3 separate regions of the Homo sapiens genome follow, and all the other regions are linked to region 2. Evidence: chromatin loops called from intact Hi-C (ENCODE). Cell type or tissue: pancreas. All regions are shown on one strand.

Region 1 (4,000 bases), 220 kb before region 2:
CCAGCTCTGCGGGCTCCAGAGAGACCACACACGGGTAGCCGCTGACTCACCTACACCTCAGCCCTGGGTGACCTCTTGGTTACAGGTAACCATGCGGCAGCCACCAGGCTCTGTCCCCTGCCTGCTGTGTTTTGGAGGTAGAGCCTGTGCTGGGAAGCACAGTTCCCGAAATGGTCTCCTTCGGCCTCCCAGGGCGATGCATTAGAAGTAACGAGAAGCTTCCCTGTCTGTCTGGATGGGGAGACCAGCAGGCCTAGACTTGCTAAGCAAATGTGTTTCCTCTTTGGAAAATGACTGTCCCTGGCAGCTCCCTGCCTGGACAGAGTCGGGTGCATAATGGACCTTAACTATGCGTGGGTGTGAGGAACAGGAGGGCCGGAGGCAGGCGCGGGGGCCAGACCACCCAGAAGCATGTGCTTTTGAAAGTGAAAATGAGCCATAATGACCCAGAAGGGTGTTGCTGCTTCATATTGGACTCCCAGTGGTGGAATACGTGAGAATGCTTTCAATTTTGTCGTTGAGACACCGTTGATTCTGGGATACGGCTGTGCGTGCGTGCTCTTCATCGTGGTGGAAATGGCTTGTCTTAATAAGCTCTGGAGCAAATGCAGGCTTTCAGAGTCACGCTGCAAAAACAGCATTTGGCTGTCTGCAGAGCTCCCCCAAAGCAAAGCAAACGTAGGACATGAGAGTCAAGAGAAAAAATCCTGGAGGAGGCAACCAGGGTGTGAGGGGGCCAAGACTTAGCAAATAAAAGTAACAGGGTGCATAGTTATATTGGAATCCCAGACACACAGTATTTTTTTTTTACATATAAGTATGTCCAAATAGTGCATGAGGCATACTTACACTAAAATAAATAATAACCCACTGTTTATCCCACATGTTATCTGGCAGCCCTGTACGGGGAGCGAAGCTCTGCCTGCCGCACATTAAATGAGTTTGGCTTGCCATCATTTCTGAAGGTTGAATTGTTGTTTCTGAACATTTTAACCCCTTGGCAGAAAGGAGGAGATTAGCTTAGCAAGTACTTTAATGGGTAGTTCACACGCTGCTATTTGCTATGGTAGTCTCCTCTGTCAGGCCGTTCTTGCATTGCTATAAAGAAATACCTGAGGCTGGGTAATTTATACAGAAAAGAGGTGTCATTGTGTCTCACGAACAGGAAGCATGGTGCCAGCATCTGCTTCTGGTGAAGCCTCAGGAAGCTTCCGATCATGGTGAAAGGTGGCAGGGAGCCAGCGTGTCGCAGCGTGAGAGATGGAGCAAGAGAGCGACGGGGGAAGGGGCCACACACATTTAAACAATTAGATCTTGCATAAACTTCCCGAGCAAGAACTCACTCATTGAAGGAAATAATGTATGCAGTGGCCCATTTCCAAGACAAAGTGCCTTAAATTGGCTTAGGTCAGCAAACTACAGAAGAAACAGGATATACTAGGCCCCTGCTTGGATAGCCAAGGCCCGCTTGCCAGCCCTCCAACCCCCTTGGTTGCCCTTACGTGAACTGAAGAAGTTTAGTCTAAGATGAAAGTTTACAGGCCGGGGGCAGTGGCTCACGCCTGTAACCCCAGCACTTTGGGAGGCCGAGGCAGGCGGATTACTTGAGGTCAGGAGTTTGAGACGAGCCTGGCCAATATGGTGTAACCCCATCTCTACTAAAAATACAAAAATTAGCCAGGCATGGTGACGCGTGCCTGTGGTCCCAGATACTCGGGAGGCTGAGGCAGAAGAATCACTTGAACCCAGAAGGTGGAGGTTGCAGTGAGCTGAGATTGTGGCACTGCACTCCAGCCTGAGCAACAGAGCGAGACTCAGTCTCAAAAAAAAAAAAAAAAAATGAAAATGTACTAGCCTGCAAAATAGCTAGCTTTTTCTGTTCTTATCAGCCTGCCCAGATACTTAAGTCATAAGTCAAATACTTGAAGAGCCCCCGAGCTGACTAGGATTGCAGTGCATTGTGGGCTGCAACAAAGTGCAGCAGGACAACTCCCAAAAATAAAACACCTGAAGTCCCTGCCTAACAATCAATAGGCAACATCTGGGAAGATTGTGACCCCACAGTACTCAGCCTATGAAGAACCAGGGGAGCGACCTGTGCACTGGGGGATGAACTGCTTGTTGAAACCGTGCTGGGTGTGCCTGCCCATCGACACCTGATCTTGCAAAGGCATCATTAAAAGTCTCATGTTCACCATTCTCCAGGTGCCTGAGTCCATTCTTTGGGTTTGGATGGGTGAGTTTGTTTATCACATCATCACCAAGGGGACAGTGCTAAGCCACTCACGAACGAGCCACCCCCATGATCCAATCACCTCCCACCAGGCCCACACCTCCAACACTGGAGATTGCAGTTCAACATGAGCTTTGGAGGAGACAAACATCAAAACCACGACAGCTCCTTTTCCCCTCTGTGCAGGCTGCACCCACAGCTGCTCCAGGGCTACGTGGCTGGATGCAGTGCTATGCAGAAAGCATGCTCCTTCATCTTTAAAAAACCCTGCAGGGTAGGGATCCTTGTTCCATTGTGAAGATAACTGTGTAAGGCTCAGAGAATGGCAAGAACTGCTCTAGCTCATGCAGCACATTAGCCAGGGTTCTTTAGTTGTAAGCAAGAGAAAAACAGGTTCTGTCTTGCATAAGCAGAACAGAAATGTATTAGAAAAATAAAGGGCAGCACAAACATGGCCAGAAGGAAGGGAAAACGCTGCGGAACTGGTGACAGGAGGTGTGCGTGGACATATGCCCTGCCGGCCCCAGACACAGGCCACCAGGTCACACTGGCCTCTCCCAGTCTCAGCCTCCTTTTCCCATGGTTCCGATCCACAGTTCAGGGCAGACATCTGATTGGACACAATTTACAGTGGCTGCATCTGACTGTCCCTGTTTAGGACAGGTGCATCTGATTGGGCAAGACTTTCAGGGAAAGGACACCTGATTGGACAAATGACTCAGGGCAGGCTCATCTGATTGGCTGAGTCAATCCACATTCCCATGCCCAGCTTCCAGGGAGGCTGGAAAGCAGAAGGGACCAGTGCTTTTAGAGTGTGTCTTAGAAGGGCAGATTATCCTTACCAAGACCTAAGGAGGCAGGTCCTGGAGAAACACAGCACCAACAACCAATATCTGTGCTCAGCTATGAAGCCGTGGGGTGGGAAACTAAAGGGAACCTGGACGGGTCCAGCCCCAAAGCCCCTGTTCTTTCCATTTTCCGTGCTGCCTCTGGGCAAGCCTGGGCCCTGGGTGGGCTCACAAGCCATGGGGTACCCCTCTCTATAAGCCTCTCCAGCACCACCTTTCAGAGCTCAAACAGCAAAGCACATCGCCAGAGGACACTGCCTGTGGGACAAATAAGTGAGCTACAAAAATGGCTTGGCACTGATTCTGGTGCTGCTCTAAGTCACAAAACCTTTCTCATCGAATATCTCATTATCCCTGCAAATCAGCCGATTGCACAGATAAGGGCGGCAGCCATATGGTCCGGCTTGCTAGGACAATCCCTGTTTTACACCTGTTGCCCTGGTGGAATTATTGATGGCACTGGTGCTCATTCTCAGAACTGTGCAATGTGGATGATGGATGGTCCCCTACAGATGAGGAGGAATTCTGAACTAAAGATGGGCTTGGCATGTCCTGGTGCAATTTCACCACCGTGCACCTGGATGTGGTCTTCCTCATAATTTTTTCTGCTCATTTGTACCTCTAGCATTTCCTTTGTTATTCTTGCCAGGAACATAAATTGAGATGAATAAAAAAGACATTGTGGCCTCTGGCTCCCAAGATCACATCTTCTCAGCTGCACTCTTGGAACACAGCAAAGTCAGGGTGATTTCTCTTCAGGGCTCCGCACAGAGCAACACCTTCCAGTCAACTGCCCTTGGCCAAAGCACAGGAGGCAGCTCCATCATTCTAATGGCTAATGAGGAAGTTTTCCTGCAGGTGAGCACAGAGCCACCTCCAGAGCCCAGAAGTTTCCAGGGCTGTCTTCCAACTTCTGGGT
Region 2 (4,000 bases):
GCTGGAAGTCCAAGGTCAAGGGGTAGGCAAGGTTGGTTCCTTCTGAGGCTTGAGGGGGAATCTGTCCCAGATTCTCTACCTCTACCCCAGCTTCTGGGGGCTTACCAGAAATCTTAGCATTGCTGGGTTTGCAGATGGGACACACCAGTCTCTGCCTTCCCATTCACGTGGTCGTCTCCCCGTGTGCATGATGCCGTGTCCAGATTTTCTCACTTTTTTTTAAAATTATACTTTAAGTTCTAGGGTACATGTGCACAATGTGCAGGTTTGTTACATATGTATACATGTGCCTTGTTGGTTTGCTGTACCCATTAACTCGTCATTTACATTAGGTATTTCTCGTAATGCTTTCCCTCCCCCAACCCTCCACACTAAGACAGGCCCCCATGTGTGATGTTCCCCTGCCCTGTGTCCAAGTGTTCTCATTGTTCAATTCCCACCTATGAGTGAGAACATGCAGTGTTTGGTTTTCTGTCCTTGCGATAGTTTGCTCAGAATGATGGTTTCCAGCTTCATCCATGTCACTTCAAAGGACATGAACTCATTCTTTTTTATGGCTGCATAGTATTCCATGGTGTATATGTGCCACATTTTCTTAATCCAGTCTATCATTGATGGACATTTGGGTTGGTTCCAAGTCTTTGCTATTGTGAATAGTGCCGCAGTAAACATACGTGTGCATGTGTCTTTATGGTGGCATGATTTATAATCCTTTGGGTATATACCCAGTAATGGGATCACTGGGTCAAATGGTATTGCTAGTTCTAGATCCTTGAGGAATTGCCACACTGTCTTCCACAACAGTTGAACTAGTGTACACTCCTACCAACAGTGTAAAAGCATTCCTATTTCTCCACATCCTCTCCAGCACCTGTTGTTTCCTGACTTTTTAATGATCGCCATTCTAACTGGTGTGAGATGGTATCTCATTGTGGTTTTGATTTGCATTTCTCTGATGACCAGTGATGATGAGCATTTTTTCATGTGTCTGTTGGCTGCATAAATGTCTTCTTTTGAAAAGTGTCTGTTCATATCCTTTGCCCACTTTTTGATGGGGTTGTTTGATTTTTTCTTATAAATTTGTTTAAGTTCTTTGCAGAAGAAACTGAATGCCTTCCTTACACCTTATACAAAAATTAATTCACGATGGATTAAAGACTTAAATGTTAGACCTAAAACCATAAAAACACTAGAAGAAAACCTAGGTAGTACCATTCAGGACATAGGCATGGGCAAGGACTTCATGACTAAAACACCAAAAACAATGGCAACAAAAGCTAAAATAGACAAGTGGGATCTAATTAAACTCAAGAGCTTCTGCACAGCAAAAGAAACTACCATCAGAGTGAACAGGCAATCTACAGAATGGGAGAAAATTTTTGCAATCTGTCCATCTGACAAAGGGCTAATATCCAGATTTACTCCCTTTTTAAGGACACAGTTATTGCATTAGGGTCCACCCTGCTCCTGTATGACATCATCTTAACTTGATTACGTCTGCAAAGATCCTATTCCCAAATAAATCACATTCATAGGGTATGGGCATTAGGACTTCAACATTTATTTAGAGGGGCACAGTTCAGCCCATAACAACATGTCTTATTTATATTCTGTTTGATCCTGACAGCAGCCCTGAAGTTAAGTAGTGGCTCTGATTTTCATGGGGGAATCAGAGGACTGCTGGGTGGGTGGGTTTCCCTAGGAATCAAGGTTGGTGTGCCCCACTGGGTTGCAAACCCAGGCTTTCCGACCTTTGAGCTCTTGCTCCTTCTAGATGATTCTCAAGGTGGTGCTCTTAGCATTTTCTGGAGCAGATGGTTCTTGCTTTGTGGGGTTGGCCCCCGTGCTGCACAGACACAGCATCCCCACCCTGTCCACAAATGACGGTGGACACCTATCTTTGCAATCACCTGCAGTGGCACAGAAGTCCCCTGAGAGGCAGTTTGGAGCCCTGTGCTCCTCCAAGGAATTGCCCCTTGGCTGAAGCTTCTCTGCAGGTGTCAGGGAGGGAGCCATGGGCTCTGTGGATGTTGGAGCTTGAATTGGAGGGGCCTAGAAGGATTCCTGCAACTGAAGGGTGAGTAGTGAGCGGCCCCACCTGGTCACACCTGATACAGCTTGTTTCTTGTGCCAGGAGTTTCCAGAGAGTCCTTGCTTAGCCAAGGATGGGGGAGGGTGCGGGTCTGGAAATCTTTCTGGAATAAACAACTGCCCCCACCCAGCCTCACAGCCCTGTGGGGAGCTTTGAGAGCCACACGTGAGCTCAGCCTTTGACATTGGAAGGGAGAAACAGGAGCTTTTGTGCACAGGGTCAGGTTTCCTGGCAGGGAGGACTCTGGCCGCCCACTGAACCCGACCTCCTGTTGGCCGTCCCAGGATCATTTTCCCAGCGATGAGGAACTTACCCTCGGGCTGTCTTGGGAAGATGATAGGGCCTTTTGCTTTCTTGGGCACAAACCCACAGAATCCTCAGATAGAGAATTGGTTTGAGTCTTATATTCAATCAAACCTCCTTTTGTTCTGAACACTTTGACAGTGACAAAGTGAATTATTGAGCCCCTGCTGACAGCTGTTCAGTAGAATATAATTTTAATTCAACAAAAATTAGAAGTCATGGCTAGAAGTGGATTTGCCTGGCCTTTGCCTTTCCTGGCTCACTGGTGAGTCTCACAGAGGGGACCTGGGAACATGACCAAGTTGTTGTTATTTCAGTCCTCAGAGGTGCTATTATATGTTTGAAGTGTTGTGATTGGTTTGCAGGCCCTGTTGACACTATTTAACTTTGCAAAAATGAACTCTCATGGCAACTGATTTGATTTTCCATCAAATCGTTTTTCCGTAATTGCTTTCCTGTGTCCTTTGGGAGGAGAGGTGATGACTGCATTTTTAAAGCTTTTGTGTTCAGAGTCAGCGTAGGTAGTATGAAAACTTTCTCGTCAGTGTGGTTATAAGACAAGGCTTCCACCGAATCTGAAATGCTAAAGAACGATCCATGTCAAAATTAAGTCACATTGAAATATGCGCGGGCTGTGGCTCTGAATGTGTGTTCCCCAGGACGGCAGCAGCAGTAGCACCTTGGGATTTGTCTGAGATGTAGGTTCTCAGGTCCCACCCAGACCTGCTGAATCAGACATCATGTTAGGGAGACATAAGTGGGGTCTCTGACCTGTGTTTTTCAAACTGCTGGAGTTTGAGAAGTGCCATGCAAGTGAGAGAGGGCCCTGAGGTGACAGGTGGTCATTGATGACCAAAAAGACACTATGAGGGCTAGAGAATTTTTTTTTTTTTTTTTGAGATGGAGTCTCGCCTTGTCGCCAGACTGGAGTGCAGTGGTGCAATCTCGGCTCAGTGCAACCTCTAATTCCCTGATTCAAGCGATTCTCCTGCCTCAGCCTCCAGAGTAGCTGGGATTACAGACACGCACCACCATGCCCAGCAAATTTTTGTATTTTTAGCAGCGATGGGGTTTCGCCATGTTGGCTAGGATGGTCTTGATCTCCTGACCTTGTGATCTGCTTGCCTGGACCTCCCAAAGTGCTGGGATGACAGGCGTGAGCCACCGCACCCGGCCAGTGCTGGAGATTTGAGTCCATGGTGAGATCAAGGCCAAAGAGACCAATGCCTCGGTCTTTCCTTTTTCCCTTTTATATTTACCGAATGTCTGTGTCCCAGCAACCAGTAGGCTTTATTTTTCACTGTGAAAAGCCGTGGGTTCACTGCTCAGAGGAAGTGTCGGGAAGGGGTGGAAGCAGCTTTGCCTCTCTGACCACGCGCCCCACATGGGTGACTCAGGTAGCGTCCTCTGTCACTCATCAGCTGTCTTTGTCCTTCCTGGCAGAAATGCATTCGATTTAACCCGGATGCCACAGTGTGGGTTGCAAAGCAGCGGATCCTGTGTACATTAACCCAGAGTTTGAAAGATGTCCTGAACTACGGCCTGTTCCAGCCGGCCAGCAATGGGCGTGACGGCAAGTTCCTGGATGAGGAGCGGCTCCTGCGC
Region 3 (4,000 bases), 220 kb before region 2:
CGTGCAGCCCGGCTAAAGAGCTGCATTCCCAGCCTGCGCCCCTGCTAGGTCTCGTCATGCGACACATCTAAGAACCACGCGATGTGACTGGCGGCTGCAGGATGAAGTCTCTGGGAAAGTGGCTTAAAAAGGACAGGCTAGGCCAGGCGGGGTGGCTCACGCCTGTAATCCCAGCACTTTGGGAGGCCAAGGTGGGTGGATCACCAGCGGTCAGGAGTTCCAGACCAGCCCGGCCAACATGGAGAAACCCTGACTCTACTAAAAATAAAAAAATTAGCCAGGCGTGGTCATGGGCACCTGTAATCCCACCTACTTGTGAGGCTGAGGCAGGAGAATCACTTGAACCCAGAAGGCAGAGGTTGCAGCGAGCCAAGATCACGCCACTGCACTCCAGCCTGGGCAACAAGAGCAAAACTCCGTCTCAAAAAAAAAAAAAAAAAGAAAAAATCACCAGGAATGCTTGTTAAAACCTAGATTCCTGGCCTCAACACCCAATTTGCCAGTCTGGGGTTGGGCCCAGGACTTTTCTTTCCTGATAAACTCTCAGGGGCTGCTGCTGACCTCAGATCATACCCTGAGTAGCAAACTCACTGGGGCACAGGCTAGTCCCGGGAAATCCTGCAAGTTGAGGTTATGAACCAATTCACCTATGAGCTCTCCAAGGGCAGGAGCTGGGTTTTATCCACTCACAGACGCTTACCCCACTCGCTTTTCCTCCCACGGCTCTGCCGTGTACACCCCGTGTTCCAGTCCTTCTGAATACGGCTGGTCACTGAACCAATGACACAGTCCACTCTCTTGTTGACTTACGAAGCCCACATGCACCAGGCACGGTGCCTATGCGTGGGGCAGGCCTGGGGTTCGGCCTTTCTGACCAGCACCCCCGTGATGAAATGCTGCTGTTCACAGGCCACCCTGGGGTAGTCAGGGCCAGGGGTCCCCTCCCCACCTCCTAAAATAAATGCAGGATCTAAGAGCAGCACTTGCTCCTCTCCAATGCCAGGTGCAGACATGGGAGAGCAAGGCCGGGAATGCTGTCTGGAGGACCCCCCAGCAACTTCCTTCTCCCAGAAAAGCAGAAGTACCTGTCCACTCACACTACAGTGACTTTCAGCAGTTTCTGGGGTTAATTTCTCAAAGTAAACTGCTCAGGACCACCTCATTCCCTTCTCTAAATCCCATGTCTCTGCACACTCCACAGGGGGCTGTGAGGAGGGGGCGTCTAGCTGTGTATCAGCTGGGGCTGGGGCTGCAGATGCTGGGCCTGCTCTCCTGTTTGTTGGACGCTTTGGCCCCAGTCTCCTGGTTGGGAAAACAACACAGACCCTTTAGGCTGAGAACAAAAACTCCAGCCTCCGTGGGGTCTCTGGAAATGGTTGAACTCCCGTACAGGAGTCTGAGAAGGGGACACACAGATGGGGGAACAGGAGCAGGTTTGGCCTCACGGAGGGGTGGGCAGTGGCTCCTTCGTCCTGGTCAGGAGCAGGGCACGGCTTCCTGAAGGAAATGTACCTGCTGTACTGTAGCCTGGCACAGAACTAGGGCATCTGCAGATCTAAACAGGGTGAGCCAGGAGATGAGGGGCTGCAACAGGGGAGAGGAAAGGGACGGGCAGGAGGAAGCGGGAGGAAGAGGAGTGGGAGTGAGCGGAGGGAGGAGGAGGGAGAGGGCAAGAGGAAGAGGAGGGAAAGCAGCTCTCACTAGTTCAGCAATGACCAGGACGGTGTTGTGCATTCTCTGTCTGGTATAACACAATAGCCCTACCAGGGAGGCTGTATTTCTAGCCCCACTTTACAGAAGGGGAAACTGAGATGTAGGGAACTTCAGGAACTTGTCAAAGGCCATTCAACCCTGAGTGGCAATGCTCAAACTCAGGGCTCTGCCAAAACCCCGGCTCTTGGCCTGCAGAACCCGAGGAGGGCAGGGGACCAGCAGGGGCTTTGGCCTCCAGGTCAGGACGCGAATTCTAATCCCAGCCTGCAGAGGGAGCATGTGGGTCAAAGGAGTTGGCAGCTGACTGGGTTCCGGGTGGGAGGGAGGAGCATGGAGTGGCCTTGGGGTTCCACAACGGGTGCTCAGGGTGATGACAATGCTGTCCCTGAGCCTGAGCCTGCTGCAGAGCACAGGGACATCGGGAGGAGGACGTGGTAGGCCTGGGTGTGAGCAGCCGTGTCAGGGGCCGCAGGGAGGGTGGATGGGAGCATGGGCGTTGAGAATGTGGCTGCAGGTGGGCTTCCTGAGTCCCCAGCCTGTGGGTGGGGCGAGGGCCCTTCCCTGGGTGAGGAGAGCCCGGGAAAAACAGCATCGGAACGGGTGGAAGAAGGGACGGAACCCACAATGGACCCCGGGAATGGGGCAAGTGGAGCGTGACCAGGGCGTGGGGACAGGCCTTCTTGGAGAGAGGGTCCCCGAATGCAGGGCTGGGAAGTGAGGAGGCGAAATGGGAGCGGGACAGCTCTTCTGGAAGCTTGGCTGGGAAAGGTGGTCTGGGGTTCTCTCTCTCTCCCCACTCCCTGCCTGCTTCTGCTTCAGTATCAGTGCATGAGTCAGCTGGGGCTGCAGTCACAAAGCCCCACAGGTGTTTATCCTCTACAGTTCTGGGGTTGCAGCCCAAGATCAAGGCAGCAGAGTTGGTTCCTCCAGAGGCCCTTCACTGTGGCTTATAGCTGCCACCTTCCCTGTGTTCCCCTGTGCATGTCTGTGCCCTCATCTCCTCTTTTGATAAGGACACCAGTCAGATGGGTTTAGGGCCCACCCATGTGACTTCATTTTAAAATAATCACCTCTATAAAGACCCTATCTCCACCAGGCACGATGGCTCATGCCTGTAATCCCAGCACTTTGGGAGGCTGAGGCAAGAGGATTGTTTGAGCCCAGGAGTTTGACACAAGCCTGGGCAATATAGTGAGAACCTGTCTCTTAAAAACATATTTTTAAAAAAATTAGCCAGGCATGGTGGTACATGCCTGTGGTCTCAGCTACTTGGGAGGCCAAGGCGGGAGGATCACTTGAGCCCAGGAATTTGAGATCAGCCTGAGCAACATGGCAAGACTTCGTTTCTACAAAAAATAAAAAAGTCGGCTGGGCTGGTGGTGCGCGCTTGTAGCCCTAGCTTCCTGTGAGGCTGAGGTGTGAGGATCCCTTGAGCCCAGGAGGTCGAGGCTGCATTGAACCATGATTGCACCACTGCACTCCAGCCCAGGTTACACAGAGATTTCTGTCTCAAAAAACAAATAAATAATCAAAACAAAGGTCCGGTCTCCAAATACAGTCACATGCTGAGGTGCTGGGGTTAGGATATCAACATAGGAATTGTGGGGAGACACATCTCAGCCCACGGGGATCAGTCGCAGCTTGAACTTGAGCTCTGACGTGGCTGTGGTCGGAGGACTCTGCATTCCTCTGGCTCTGAGATGTGACGTAATCACATTACCCAACCCACTTCTCACGTTCTCCACTGGGAAGCCTCACAAGCACCCCGAGACCTGAGGAGTCACCCTTGACTCTCCCGGGACTTGTTGGCACTCCCTTCAATGCAGACCTCCTGCCCAAGCCCCTGGTTTCTTGCCTGGACGACTGCGAGCCCCTCGCTGGTCTCCTGGGCACCCCCAGCTCTACTCCCTTCCGTTTTCCTCCTTGCAACATTTGTGAAATGCAAACTGGACCATGTCACCCCCTTCCTCAAAGCCTTCAGTGCTGCCCTGTTGCCCTTCGGACAACATTTCACAGCCTGGCCTGCAGGGCCCTGCCTGGCATGGACCTCTCAGCCACATTTTGAGTGGCCAGCCGTGCAACCCATGCCGTGTCTATGTTGGTCATCTTTCCATTTTTTGAATGTCCCAAGCTATTTCCCTCACCTGAGATTTGTCCAGAGCTGCTGCCTCCTCCCGAGATGTCCTCCCTGACTCGTCACCTGGCCAGCTCCTCCCACCTATGGGGGTCCACCTAGGAGCCACCCCATCCCTGCATGTCTGTGCTCCCACCTCAGCTCACCCGAGCA

The links. A loop is a pair of places that touch in the nucleus more often than their neighbours do. Peaks named below come from ENCODE experiments on the same cell type or tissue, not always from the same donor. Only the 100,000 strongest peaks of a DNase experiment are listed, where the experiment ranks them.
Region 1: a loop joins it to region 2, with 3 times the contacts of the local background. A loop is called at or near these places in 14 of 110 quality-filtered maps.
Region 3: it touches region 2 in a loop (2.5-fold over the local background); 12 of 110 quality-filtered maps call a loop at or near these places.

Annotation. Positions count from the first base shown.
Region 1 is chr11:71,335,843-71,339,842 of GRCh38, reverse strand. No RefSeq gene overlaps it. Among named protein-coding and RNA genes, the nearest start is that of SHANK2, 85 kb to the right of the region's middle. In pancreas, no CTCF peak of the experiment used is centred here; no DNase peak of the experiment used is centred here.
Region 2 is chr11:71,118,871-71,122,870 of GRCh38, reverse strand. SHANK2 (SH3 and multiple ankyrin repeat domains 2) reads left to right here. Exons shown (of 26, transcript NM_012309.5): 4 at 3,839-4,000. Among named protein-coding and RNA genes, the nearest start is that of SHANK2, 130 kb to the left of the region's middle. In pancreas, a CTCF peak has its summit at 2,102; a DNase peak (open chromatin) is centred at 2,110; H3K27ac peaks cover 545 bases.
Region 3 is chr11:71,341,743-71,345,742 of GRCh38, reverse strand. No RefSeq gene overlaps it. Among named protein-coding and RNA genes, the nearest start is that of SHANK2, 91 kb to the right of the region's middle. RefSeq lists an enhancer at 1,681-2,180. In pancreas, a CTCF peak has its summit at 1,965 (motif pointing right); a DNase peak (open chromatin) is centred at 2,032.